Regions from separate parts of the Homo sapiens genome. Here all the other regions are linked to region 2. Evidence: chromatin contacts called from ENCODE Hi-C or POLR2A ChIA-PET data. All regions are on one chromosome and are shown on one strand. Each heading gives the region's core, a stretch centred on a gene start or an enhancer-like site at or near the end of the contact. The rest is flanking DNA. Distances are from core to core; before and after follow the strand shown.

Evidence for each region. Hi-C counts contacts between places; a loop is a spot of excess contacts on that map. ChIA-PET counts read pairs that join two places held with the same protein, here RNA polymerase II (POLR2A). Pooled maps may share reads with other maps.
Region 1: a pooled map shows a loop between it and region 2 (2.9-fold over the local background). The contact joins the promoter of GP5 here to the promoter of PPP1R2 in region 2. A Hi-C loop is called at or near these places in 1 of 168 maps with a recorded cell type or tissue (naive thymus-derived CD4-positive, alpha-beta T cell) and 2 of 50 pooled maps. POLR2A ChIA-PET finds 5 or more read pairs at or near these places in 4 of 52 experiments (K562, activated CD8-positive, alpha-beta memory T cell, activated T-cell and 1 more).
Region 3: a loop to region 2 is called in a pooled map, with 4 times the contacts of the local background. The contact joins the promoter of LINC01063 here to the promoter of PPP1R2 in region 2. A Hi-C loop is called at or near these places in 1 of 37 single-sample maps with no recorded cell type and 7 of 50 pooled maps. POLR2A ChIA-PET finds 5 or more read pairs at or near these places in 1 of 52 experiments (WTC11).

The regions. Positions count from the first base shown.
Region 1 is chr3:194,397,381-194,401,652 of GRCh38, forward strand. GP5 (glycoprotein V platelet) reads right to left here and starts at 1,886. Exons shown (of 2, transcript NM_004488.2): 1 at 1,858-1,886; 2 at 1-904. The coding sequence starts at 902. RefSeq lists enhancers at 2,716-3,269, 3,270-3,822.
Region 2 is chr3:195,541,095-195,545,083 of GRCh38, forward strand. PPP1R2 (protein phosphatase 1 regulatory inhibitor subunit 2) reads right to left here and starts at 2,231. Exons shown (of 6, transcript NM_006241.8): 1 at 1,810-2,231. The coding sequence starts at 1,931. RefSeq lists a silencer at 2,203-2,442.
Region 3 is chr3:196,630,540-196,634,929 of GRCh38, forward strand. It overlaps LINC01063 (long intergenic non-protein coding RNA 1063), which reads right to left and starts at 2,048. Exons shown (of 2, transcript NR_132101.1): 1 at 1,849-2,048; 2 at 965-1,106. RefSeq lists an enhancer at 1,716-2,470 and a silencer at 1,860-1,939.

The DNA of each region.
Region 1 (4,272 bases), core at 636-3,135, 1.1 Mb before region 2:
TGGGTGCGGTTCAGCCACAGCTCCTGCAGGCCCCCCATCTCCCCGAAGAGCACCCCCGGGAGCTCTGCCAGCGGGTTCTCGAACAGAGTCAACAGAGTCAGATTGTGCGAATGAAGAAAGAGCGCAGAGGGGAGAAACGCAAGGTGGTTTCTCGAAAGCGTCAAAGAACTGAGGTTTGGGAGCCGGTCGAAGGCCCCGGGTGCGATGGAACGGATGTGATTTCGGTGGAACTGCAGCTCCGTCAGGGCGCCCAGGCTGTTCAACAGCCCCGAATCCAGAGACACAAGGCGGTTCGAGTGGAGCAGAAGTCTCTCGAGCTTAGCCTGTGCTCCAAGCAACCCCTTGGGCAGGTGGGTCAGGTTGTTTCCCGATAAATCCAACAACTTCAGGTTCTCCAGATTCGTGAAGAGACTGGCAGGAAGGAAATCGAGCTGATTCTGGTTCAGAGCGAGCTCCTGCAGGTTAACCAGTTTCTGAAACATGTTTTGGTCAATGCCCCTTAGCGCATTGTGGTCCAAAAACAACTGCTCCAGGAGCACCATCTTATCCAGCAGCGCACCTGGAAGATGCGTGATTTTGTTGCGCGACAGCCTCAGGGTTTTCAGTTTTATCAGGTCACTGAAGGTGCCGGGGGCAACGGCGGAAATGTGGCTGTCGGAGATCATGAGGCGCTGCAGGACGGTCATGCCGCTGAAGCTCTGGCTCTGCAGGACGCCGCGGCCCATTCCGAAGAGCAGGATGTGCGTGAGGTTGGTGGGCAGGCCTAGCGCGGAGATGCGCGCCACGTCGCCCCCCGAGCACTGCGCGGCGTCCCGGAAGACACACTTGCAAGCTGGCGGACAGGGGAAGGGCTGGGCGCGCAGAAGCCCGAGCACCGCGCACAGTAGAGTCCCCCTCAGCATGTCTGAAAAAGCAACCGTGGGAGTGTGGTCAACACACAGGAGCGTTCGCGCCTGTACTGAACCCTGGGATCCTGCACTTTGTGCAGAGGCACAATCCTTTCGCCAGAATTCTCACTCCCTCTTTTCTTAGGACTACAGATTTCCCTACGTGGTGAAAAGACACTCATTCTACACTGCGTGGCCTCATGCTTTTGCTTTATTGATTTTCCACTCTCAGTTTAAAGCATTGAGATTACAGAGTTTTCAAGCTACCGAATAGCCAATACTTTAAAGTCCTTACATAGAGAATTAAAATAATCATTCTCACATTCAAGCTCACAGACATCACAAAGCAATGTCCATTGTGAAAACGGCTCTGCTCTTGACTTTATAACTTACCCTGCATTGGCTATAACCAACAGTCAAGAAGGGAACAGCAAAGTCTGCAGCCACCACCATCTGATTCTTTTGCTCACAATCATGCTATTTCCACAGTACCAAGTTACTCTATTAAAGGACACCCCCAAAACAGCGAACACCTTCAATCAACAGCCAACAAAAGCATATAATAATACCTATCACTTTACGCCATGCATTGTTCTCAGCTCTTTATTTATACTACATGCATTTAATCCTTACAATAACCTTAGGAGGTAAGTATATTATCCCCGATTCAAGGATGAAGGCACAGAGGCACAGAAAGGCTCAACAGTATAACTAGGGTCACATAGAATTTGAGGGTAGTATTTCTGACTTAGCCATAAAGAGCTACTATTTCTAAGATGCTTAACTAAAGGTAATACTCACGGCACTGAATTTTCTGGGAAATGCACACCATACTACTAACCTGCCAAAACAATGTTTCCTAAGCGAAATTTTACATAAATTGCTTCTCGTGCAATTTTACTTCTCATGCACACACAGACTAAAGAGCCCTCTAATTTCCTATACTAATGTTTAAAATATTTGGCCTTACCTGAAATGGTTCTGCACTCCAAAGTAACTGAAAGACTTAGAGCTCTGCATGTGATTCGACACTTTCCACAGGAAGAGGGTGGTATCCTTGCATCCTGAGGATAAAGACTTTACCAGAGTAGGTCAGGAAAGGACCCTATCTCAGAGCCCTTGTTCTGGTTTTTAATGACAAATATCTTCAAACCGAGAGACCATATATAACCTGATTCCTACTGTCAAAGCCAAGAGCAGTGGGGAGAGTTTTTCCATAAATGGCACAATATAACTCTATGATGCCAGGGAAGTTCAGTGATACAGCTGGATCACTGCAGTAGCCACACCCCTAGATGGGCCACACTTCCCCTGGGTCTTCCTTTTCATGCCACATGGCCCTAATTTCCCACCCAGGTTTTTTTTTTTTTTTTTTTTTTTTTTTTTTTTTTTTTTGGTATGTGTTGTTTTTCTTTCTCCGCTTAGCAATAAAGCTAAGAACATTCTCAAATCCTCCATTTTTTTCTTCCTTTTGGGACTAATAAGGCTAAGAACATCTTTGAACTTGTTCAACAATGGCATTGCTAGGTTGCAGGATGCTCACTTGTTGTTTTTTTGGTGGGGGAGGGGGACTCTGTCGCCCAGGCTGGGGTGCAGTGGTGCGATCTCGGCTCACTGCAACCTCCTGCTCCCTGGTTCAAGCAATTCTCCTGCCTCGGCCTCACAAGTAGCTGGGATTACAGGCACACACCATCACGCCCAGCTAATTTTTTGTATTTTAGTAGAGACGGGGTTTTACCGTGTTGCCCTGGCTGGTCTTGAACTCCTGAGCTCAGGCAATCCGCCCGCCTCGGCCTCCCAAACTGCTGGGATTACAGGCATGAGCCACCACGCCCGGCCGCTCACATGTTCAGTTTAACTGGGGAAAGTCAAACTGCTCTCCAAAGTGGTTGTGTTGGTCTACGATGACACCTGCCATTTGTGAGAGTTCCTGTGCTTCCTCTCTGCCCACACGTGGCACTTCCTGCTTTTTGCCATTTCTATGAAAGATATCTCAGCATGATTTTAACTTTTCCTTTCCCTGTTTAATGATGAACTTGAACACCTTTTCACATAATTAAGGCCCACTTGTGCTTCATTTGAGAAAGCTGGGTTTCCTTTTGCCCATTTGTCTATAGGCAAAACGTGTCTACGTGTCTTTTGAACACACTGATAATGCTGTCTGCATTAAGACTTCCGGCCAGCCGCCCTGTCCGGGAGGGAGGTGGGGGGGTCAGCCCCCCGCCCGGCCGGCCGCCCCATCCGGGAGGTGAGGGGCGCCTCTGCCCGGCCGCCCCTACTGGGAAGTGAGGACCCCTCTGCCCGGCCAGCCGCCCCATCCGGGAGGTGGGGGGCGCTTCTGCCCGGCCGCCCCTACTGGGAAGTGAGGAGCCCCTCTGCCCGGCCACGACCCCGTCTGGGAGGTGTGCCTAGCGGCTCATTGGGGATGGGCCATGATGACAATGGCAGTTTTGTGGAATAGAAAGGCGGGAAGGGTGGGGAAAAAATTGAGAAATCGGATGGTTGCCGGGTCTGTGTGGATAGAAGTAGACATGGGAGACTTTTCATTTTGTTCTGTACTAAGAAAAATTCTTCTGCCTTGGGATCCTGTTGATCTGTGACCTTATCCCCAACCCTGTGCTCTCTGAAACATGTGCTGTGTCCACTCAGGGTTAAATGGATTAAGGGCGGTGCAAGATGTGCTTTGTTAAACAGATGCTTGAAGGCAGCATGCTCGTTAAGAGTCATCACCACTCCCTAATCTCAAGTACCCAGGGACACAAACACTGCGGAAGGCCGCAGGGTCCTCTGCCTAGGAAAACCAGAGACCTTTGTTCACTTGTTTATCTGCTGACCTTCCCTCCACTGTTGTCCTATGACCCTGCCAAATCCCCCTCTGCGAGAAACACCCAAGAATGATCAATAAAAAAAAAAAAAAAAAAAAAAAAGACTTCTATCCTTCAAGACACCATAAAAAAGGGGAAAAGATAAACCACAAACTAAAGATATTTGTAACACCTATAGCTGACAAAGGCTTAATGTCAGAAGATATAAAGAATCATGGGATCCAATCCCCTTTGATGCAGCCTAATGCAGTCAGAGCCCAGTAAAGGCTGGGTTGACTGAAATTACCTTCAAAGTCACGCAGCCCTGGACCACAGGGAAGAGCCACTGCCTCTGCCAGGTATCGCGGGAGGTCTTTCAGTTCCGATCAAGGAATGCAACTCCAGAGCCCTGAACTGCTACACTGGTGACCTGGTAAGTCCGTCATGCATAGGCACATCGAGTGAAAGCCTCCCCGCCCCCTTGCCCATGAAATTGCCAGGGAGCCAACATGACAGACTGGGAAGGCGAGCTGTGAAACAGAGTAAGATGCCGATGGCTCAAATTCCTGTGGCCCTTCTTT
Region 2 (3,989 bases), core at 981-3,480:
CCTGCCACAGATACTACAGAAGAGGCAGCCCTATGCAGTTGAGTCAGTCTAGTATAGTGGCTTTTGAGGCAGAAAGACCTGAATGTAAATCCCAACCAATTACAGAAAGAAAGAGGCCAATCCATAGATTGGGCCCACGGGAAATTACAGCAGATCCAAGTTAAGAATAAACAGAAACTAAAGAAGCAGAGATAAAGAGTAACTCACTTGGTAAATGGACCAAAAGAAACTCACACTGGAGAACAGCTAAATAACATAAATGCCAGTAAGGACCACATTCCTGCTGCTGAAAACCCTGAAGCTACATTTGAGCCTTCTGTAGTTACGTTACTTATCTTTTAATTCCTTTTCTTTTCTTTCCTTTTTTTTTTTTTTTTTTTTTTTAAGAGATGAGGTCTCATTATGTTGCCCAGGCTGGTCTCAAACTCCTGGGATCAAGCAATCCTCCCACCTTGGCCTCTCCAAGTGCTGAGATTACAGGCGTGAGCCACCACGCCTGGATGTTATTTATCTTTTAACTAACTTGGTTCTCCTGCTTCAGTTATGTTCTGGTGAAATTCTGTCTTCTTAATTCCATGACCTACACATCACACTCCCCCAGCACTCCATTTAACGTGGCTTAGCCCAAAGAAGTTGGAAAATTGTGTGTGAGAGAATGTAAGATTCAAGCATCCATGAGCGTGGGAGTTGCTAGACAAAAACTAAGGTCCTTTCCAGCCCCAAAAGGCCACGATTCTAACCTATGAACCTACTCAATATTTCCTTCAAGGTAACACAAATCCCTAAAATTTACCACCACCAAGCAGTAGTTCCTTTTATGGTCCTAAATAAGATCCTTTATCCAGGAATGCCCTAGGTTCCTATATTCTGAGATTTCACAAACATCCTCATTTTAGCTTCTGACTACCAATTTCAATGGTAACTTTTCTTAAGCCTTATTTTCAGAAAGTAGAGTCCTTCTATTTTTAGTATCTTGCAACGCCCAAGCCCCCGTGCACTTCTAACCCACTACAGATACTGTACTGCAACATTTTCTCCGTGCATAAACGCCTACCTTTCTTTTTTTAAAGGCTAGTATATTGTTCCATTATACAAACGTACCGTAATTAATATTTCACCAGCTCTTACTAATGGACTTCCGGTCGTTTCCAATTATATTATAAATATTACATACAATGCTCAGGTCAACAACTTTTTACATGTGTATCTTTAGCGTATGCAAGAGCAACTAAATTACCACTGGGTCATTTCAAGTTGCTCCTCTTTGAACTGTTTTGAGCTTAGATCTATCTCTGAACAGGAACAAAAACTAGAAAGCACCCAAAACTCTGGTTGCAGATGCAGAAATACAGTGTGGCACAATGCTAATGGGGGAAATGGTCTCTTCTTTGACGGATCGCCTATTAGCTTGAGACTAGATCTTAAAGGGTTCCCAAAGCAAGAAAATACACTGTAATTATCGAAGAATTTTAGATACCTCAGAGATGAGGTTAAGAAATAGTAAAAGCTTAACAGTCGAAGATCTGAAGCTTCAATTTCATTCTTTGATGTTCCCGATTACAGAAAGTTCAAAGATGATGTTTAAAAATATTATATATGCCCAAATGCTTAAAAAAAAAAAAGGAAGCATGATAAACGTCATCGCCCAGCCTTCTTAAAGATCGCTCCCACCCGCGGCTAGCCGGGCAGGAGAAGAGACTCGAGCGGCACCCGAGCCGCATCCACGCCGCCCGCCCGCCCCTGGGGTCTGGGTAGGTAACGGGCCCGGCGGGAAGGAGGGGCTCCCAGGCCGTCCCTCCCAGCGCTCACCTCAGCTCCTCGTCGACATTCCCGCGGGGCTGTTCGGCCGACGCCACCATAGAGGAAGTCGTAGAGGTCTTGTTCTTCAAGATCCCCTTGATGGGCCGGTGCGAGGCCGTCGAGGCCGCCATTGCCGGGCGCTCCGGCTGTCGGCTCAGGGTCGCTGCTTGGCGTGGGGTCCGCGAAGAGAAGGGTCGGCACAGCAGAGACTCGCAGGCAGCCGCAGATCCCGCTCAGGGCTAAAGCGGCCGCAACTGCTGCCTCGGAAACGGCTACCGCAGCGGTTGTCACGACACAACGACCCCGACGCCAGAGCCAACGCCGAACGGGTGGCGGCTACTCGCGCACCCTTAGCCACTGGCACTTGACCCGCGGCTCGCGGAGAGACGCCGGCCTAGAGCTCCAGCGCAGGAGCGACGCGACGCCGAAGCCAAGCGGACCCGCCCTCTCGCGATATCTAGGGAGGAGGCGGGGAGAGGGCGGGGCGAGAACAAAGCCGACCTCCTCGCCCCGCCCCCTCCGTCCCGCCCGGGCTGCTCGCCCCGCCCCCGCGCGGCGCTGGGAGGCGGGAGCTGTCTCTGAGAACCTGCGGGAGAGCGCCCGGGCTTGCTGCTTCCCGGACCCGCGCGTCTCTCGAGCACCCTCGTCCCACCACCTTGTGAGGCCGTAGTGTTATTTTTATTTTTTAGATCAGCAGACTGAGACTCGAGGTGACGTCACTCCGCAGAGAGGTTAGCTGACTTGAAGAAAACGGGTATCTCCTCTTTCCATTTCGCCCGTGTAAACAGCCGAACTGCCTATTATAAAAGCATGGACTGCCAGCATTGGAGTGGTCCTTAGAGGCCTATTATGAAATCATAGAATGTCTGCATTGGAATCGCCTCACCTCCTTTTACCGCTGGAGAAGCCGACGGACAGACGGGCAGCGACCCCCGCCGTCGCACAACCCGTCTAGGCAGAGAGCGCAGGAGACGGGAGGGCGGCAGGGACACATCTCCCAGCCAAGGACCTCCTGGGCCCGCAGAGGCCGCGACAGGTTCCCCCCACAGAGGGAACCAACTCTGCCGCAGGTTGATGTGGACTTCAAGCCTGCAGAACGGAGAGCCCATTTCCATTGCTTAAAGCCACCTCGTGTGTGGTATTTGTTATGGTCCCTGTACACTCCCTTCCCTCCCTCTCCCAAGTCCAGTCCGCAGCTCGCTCATCACCAGGCTCTTTTCCATGACTCTTTCTTGATCAGGCCTTTTTATCGTCCTCACCACAGGTTAGAGCACAGCAGACTGAGCCACCCAGAACTGGCCCCTCCGGTGGACCAGCCCCTGCGGATTCACAGACCACTGGTCCTGGAAGGGACCTTGTCAAGCAGGCCCATAAGGTGGCTATTCAGCCTGTTTCTCCAACAACCCCAGGGGCTAGAAGCCCGCCACACCCCCGTGTAACTCATTTTGTTTTTGGACAGCTCTGACTCTGGGAGTTCTTAGATTGAGCTGACACCTCGCTCCCAGCAATGTCTGTCCACTGCTGTGGGGGGTGAGAGGAAGCGTTTTCCCCTATCTAGCCCCTATAGCAGCAGTTTCACTCCCATGGCTCATCTCTGGACCACAGTCTCATCTTCTTTAACACAGGCTCTGTGCCTTTTGAGGATGACCCTGTTCTGTGTCCTTAGGACTCTGCCCCTCAGGGATGACTGTAGGGTTCTGAAAACGATTGTTTTTATCGTCTGGCCCCGAGCCCCTAGCTCCTAGATGAGTTCCTGGCACAGAACAGGGCCTCAGTATGGGAATGGATGTGGATGGAGATAATGGAGGGGAAGTGAGCTGGAAGGGGAGAAGGGAAACAGGGTTGCTGGTCACAGAGTGGAATGTGTTCCCCAGGGATTTGCCTCAGCCAGGGGCCTGCACAGTCACTGTTGGCACTGTCCCCACCTTTGTTCCCAGTCAAATATCCACTGGTGCCGTCTCTCCCTCCCAGGCCAGGACTGCTCAGTGGATCTAACATTACACCCTGACAGCCCTGTCCAGCCCATGGAGCAGAGAGAGAGGGTTCTCAGCGAGGGGAAGCAGGATGGCCACCTCCCTTCCCTTCCTGAGTTCTTTCCACCCCAGTGTTCAACACCTGTGTTGCGTCTCCTGCCCTGTCAGCAGGAGTCTAGGTCAGTGATGGCAATCCTGTTTTCAAGGGAATACACA
Region 3 (4,390 bases), core at 798-3,297, 1.1 Mb after region 2:
GTGAGCTGAGATAGCATCACTGAACTCCAGCCTGGGTGACAGAAAGAGATCCCATCAAAAAAAAAAAAAAGAAGAAAGAAGAAAGAAAGAAAGAAGGAAAGAAAAAGAAAGAAAGAAAGAGAAAGAAAAGAAAGAAAGAAAGAGAAAAAGAAATTCCACTGCATGGATATACTGTATCCACTCGTCAGTTAGTTGATGGACATTTGGGTTTTTTCCACTTCTTGGTAATCATGAATGATGCTGTTCTGAACATTCATGTTCGGGTGTTAGTATAGCATGGCTTCAGGTGTTAGTATAGCATGTCTTCAGGTGTTTGTATAGCATGTCTTCATTTCTTTTAGGTCCCTAGGAATGGAATTTGTGAGCCACCTGATAACTCCATGCTTTTACCTTTTGAGGAGCTGCCAGACTCCTTTCCAAAGTTTCTGCACCATCTTACATTCCCACCAGCAGTGTATGAGGGTCGCAGTTTCTCCACATACTTGTTTTATTTGACCTTTTGATGCTAGGCATCCTAGTGCATATAAAGTGATATGTCATTGTAGTTTTTGTTTTTGGGGTTTTTTTAGACAGGGTTTCACTCCCGTCACCCAGGCTGGAGTGCAATGGCACAATCTCGGCTCACTGCAACCTCTGCCTCCTGGGTTCAAGTGAGTCTCCTGCCTCAGCCTCCTGAGTAGCTGGGATTACAGGCACAGGCCACTGTGCCCGGCTAATTTTTGTATTTTTTTGTAGAGACGGGGTTTCACCATGTTGGTCAGGCTGGGTTTGAACTCCTGGGCTCAAGCGATCCACCTGCCTCAGCCTCCCAAAGCGCTGGGATTACAGGTGTGAGCCACAGCGCCTGGCCTCTCATTGCAGTTTTGATTTGCATTTCCCTGATGACAAATGATATCAAGCATCTTTTCACATGATTACTGGCCATTTGTATACCTTCTGTGGAAATGTGGTAACACCCTTTGCTGATTTTAAAATAGGGTTATTTGTTTATTATTGAGTTGAAATAATTCCTTCTTTTGAGTGTCAGTGACTGAGGTTCGCTGTGACACAGAGGGGTTCTCCTGGAGAGCTATGGCACATGCTCCATATTAAAAGGCAACATGATGCTGTCAGGAAGAACACAAAAGCAATTATAAAAACGTGTTAGTACATATTTATGCATCTTTTTTCTTACTCTCTCTTTGCTATCTATTCTCACAGCTCTAAATATGAATTATTTCTCTAGGTAGAGGCCAAGCATGAGTCAGCTTCTCCCAAGAATCAGTTGCCTGGGCTTCGAGACAGTTTTCTGCCGTATTTTGGGTAATTGTAGTTGCCAGGAGTCTGACTTCTGAGGGTGTCAGGTGCCATTTGCCGTTAAGTGGAGATAGTAGGTTGAACAGGGTGGGACTAATTGGGGCCAGTTTTGAGGAGGTGAATCTTTAGTGAAATCGCCAAGAACACAGTGGTGAGGACCTGGCAGAGAGGAGGAGATTCCAAGGCTGGGGGAATTGGGTAGTGGCGTCTGGGCACTGGGTCCTGTAGAAGGGAATTGGCGAGATGAATGAGCAGGGCTTCACAGGTGTGACTGATCTTGGTAAAGACGGTGAGAAGCCGTGACCAGGCAGGGTGTGCATGGGAGCAGTGAAAGGTCTAAAATTCAGCCTTTGAGCTCAGTGCTAGGTTCATGCTAGTAATTGGTTCCGATAGGTTAAGCTTCCTCTGGTTTGCCGGTGTGAGAAGAAAGAAAAACCTACTCCTCCCTGTTTCCGCCTCACCAGCTTCCCTTCTCTGCCAGCCCCACCCTGCCCCCGGCCCGTGTGGCTAAACTGCCCAACTGCCGATTAAAACCCGCACCTCCCAACATACCTCGCACCACCCAGAGGCCCCGGTCCCCGCCATTCATTCCGCTCCCGGCCGGGAGTCGCTCTAGCCAATCACCTTCCAGGCTCAGGGCGGCCGAGGCAGGGCCTCTGCCTCTTCGGGGGGCCTCTCCCTCCCCCTGCCCCTGATTGTGGCTGAACTGCCACCGCTTGATAGCAAACCACACTCGGCACAGGAAGGAGAACAGCGCCCGCGGCCCCGGGCCTCCATGAAATCAGCAAGGGCGCGCTCCTCCCACCGCCGCGCTGCTGAGCCTCCCGCCTTTCCTTCCGGTCGCTCGCGCCTCGAGAGGCGCCGCAGGGAGCCCTCTGCCGGTCCCGCCCTTCGCTGTTAGCGCTTAGGATCTGGTGCCTTTTCACGTGGGGGCGGGTGGGCGGGAGGCGAGTCTGGGGTCTTCGGGCCGGGCCTCCGCTCTCTGGCAGTTTGCACCTTGCTCCACTCACTGGCCTGCGGTCTGTGTTCACTCCTCCTCCTCTCCCACGTCTCAGGAACCTGCAGCTGGCCCCCGAGCCCGCGCCCTCCCGGTTCTAGGAATTCACCACTTTCTTGCCTTTGTTTGGGTATCTTTTGTTTGGAGCCAGAGCCGGCTCCAAGGAGGAGCTGCCGGAGGGTGCTAGGCTTTTTGCAGAGGAAGTGAGGAGCAGAGTGATAGGGCGTGAAGTCAGAGGGAGCAGAGAAGGGGCCGAATCCAGCGGGGCCCGGATCATGCAGGGCCCGGAGCCTGTGGTGAGGACTCCGGGATTTATATTCACCAATTATGAGAAAGGACTTCTCGGCCGGGCGCGGTGGCTCACACCTGTAATCCCAGCACTTTGGGAGGCTGAGGCCGGCGGATCGCCTAAGGTCAGGAGTTCGGGACCACCCTGGACAACATGGTGAAACTTTGTCTCTACTAAAAATACAAAAATTAGCCAGGCGTGGTGGTACATGCCTGCAATCCCAGATACTTGGGAGGCTGAGGCAGGAGAATCGCTTGAACCCAGGAGGCGGAGGTTGCCGTGAGCCGAGATCGTGCCACTGTACTCCAGCCTGGGCAACAAGAGCGAAACTCCGTCAAAAAAAAAAAGAAGAAGAAGAAGAAGAAGAAAAGAAAAAAGCAAAGAAAGAAAAGAAAGAGGACTTATCAATGACCACAAATGACTAAGTCCTCAACCTCTCCAACAGCTCTAGAGCAAATGACACTTTAGCCTGTGCTGAGCCCCTACAAGGTGCTAGACCAAGTATTCTTGGGGATATATACAAATGTGAACAAGCCAGAGACCCTGCCTGGCAGGACTCACTGTCCAGGGGGAAGGCAAAACTGCAAAGATGAGCTGGGACGCCCCATGGGAAACGCTGGACAGAGTCAGCCACAAAGCCATCCCCTTGCAGCCTCCTCCTTGGCATGGCCTTATTTTCCTTGTTGGATCCCTAGTGTCCTACCCCATGCCAGGTCCCACCCCAGGAGGGTCCAGTTCACACTTCCAGAAAGTTTGGGCTGCACTGTCCCAGCGGCTGTGCCCTTCGTGCTCTCCCGCTCCCAGGACTCTCCCAGCACCGCGTGCCCATTTTCCCCAAGGTCCTTTCGGCCCTGGACCAGACCATGGTTAGTTATGGGTGCCCCTTCCCCTCGCTGTCCCACTCCACGCCCTGGCACTGATAGGACACTTCCATGTTATCTTTGCACCACCTGGACTCTTTGATCATATGTTGATACTGTCGGTGTTTCAGGACAGGAAGAGGCAGTGTCCCCACAGAGGTCAGTCACCGGAGTCAGTGGCTGCGGGAGGCCATGGGCAGCAGGGAGCTAGAGGAGCTGATCTCAGGATTGGAGACCGCCACCTCCTCCAGGAGGAGAAACACGCGGGGAAGAGCCCCCAGCCCCACCCCACCCCCGCACTGCCTTCAGCCTCTGCATTGACCCCTCCGCTTTTCCAGGATGGGCATCATGAGGCGTTGAGTGGTACCAATGTGGGCGGTGGGCTCTCCTCTTTCCGGTTTTAATTCTTGGTTCTTAAAAACTCCGTTCCAAATGAGGGAAATGAAACTACTGAACACTCTCCCCCAGCAGCCAGCTGACGTGGGGCAAGAGAACAATTCCCAGTTAAGGCCCCAAAGGAAATCCCCTCCCTGCCATGTGCTGAGGCTGGAGAAGTGGGGGCTGGAGAACTGGAGAAGTGGGGGCTAGGAGAAGTGGAGGCTGGAGAAGTCGGGGCTAGGAGAACTGGGGGCTGGAGAACTGGGGGCTGGAAAGGGGGGGCTGGGAGAAGTGGGGGCTGGAGAACTGGGGTCTGGAGAAGTGGGGGCTGAAGAAGTGGAGGCTGGAGAAGTGGGGACTGGGAGAAGTGGGGGCTAGAGAAGTGGGGGCTGGGAGAAGTGGGGACTGGGAGAAGTGGGGGCTAGAGAAGTGGGGGCTGGGAGAAGTGGGGTCTGGAGAAGTGGGGGCTAGAGAAGTGGAGGCTGGAGAAGTGGGGGCTGGAGAAGTGGGGGCTGGGAGAAGTTGGGGAGGCTCTATCTAGCTCACTGCTCCGCCACCAAGGTGAAGGGC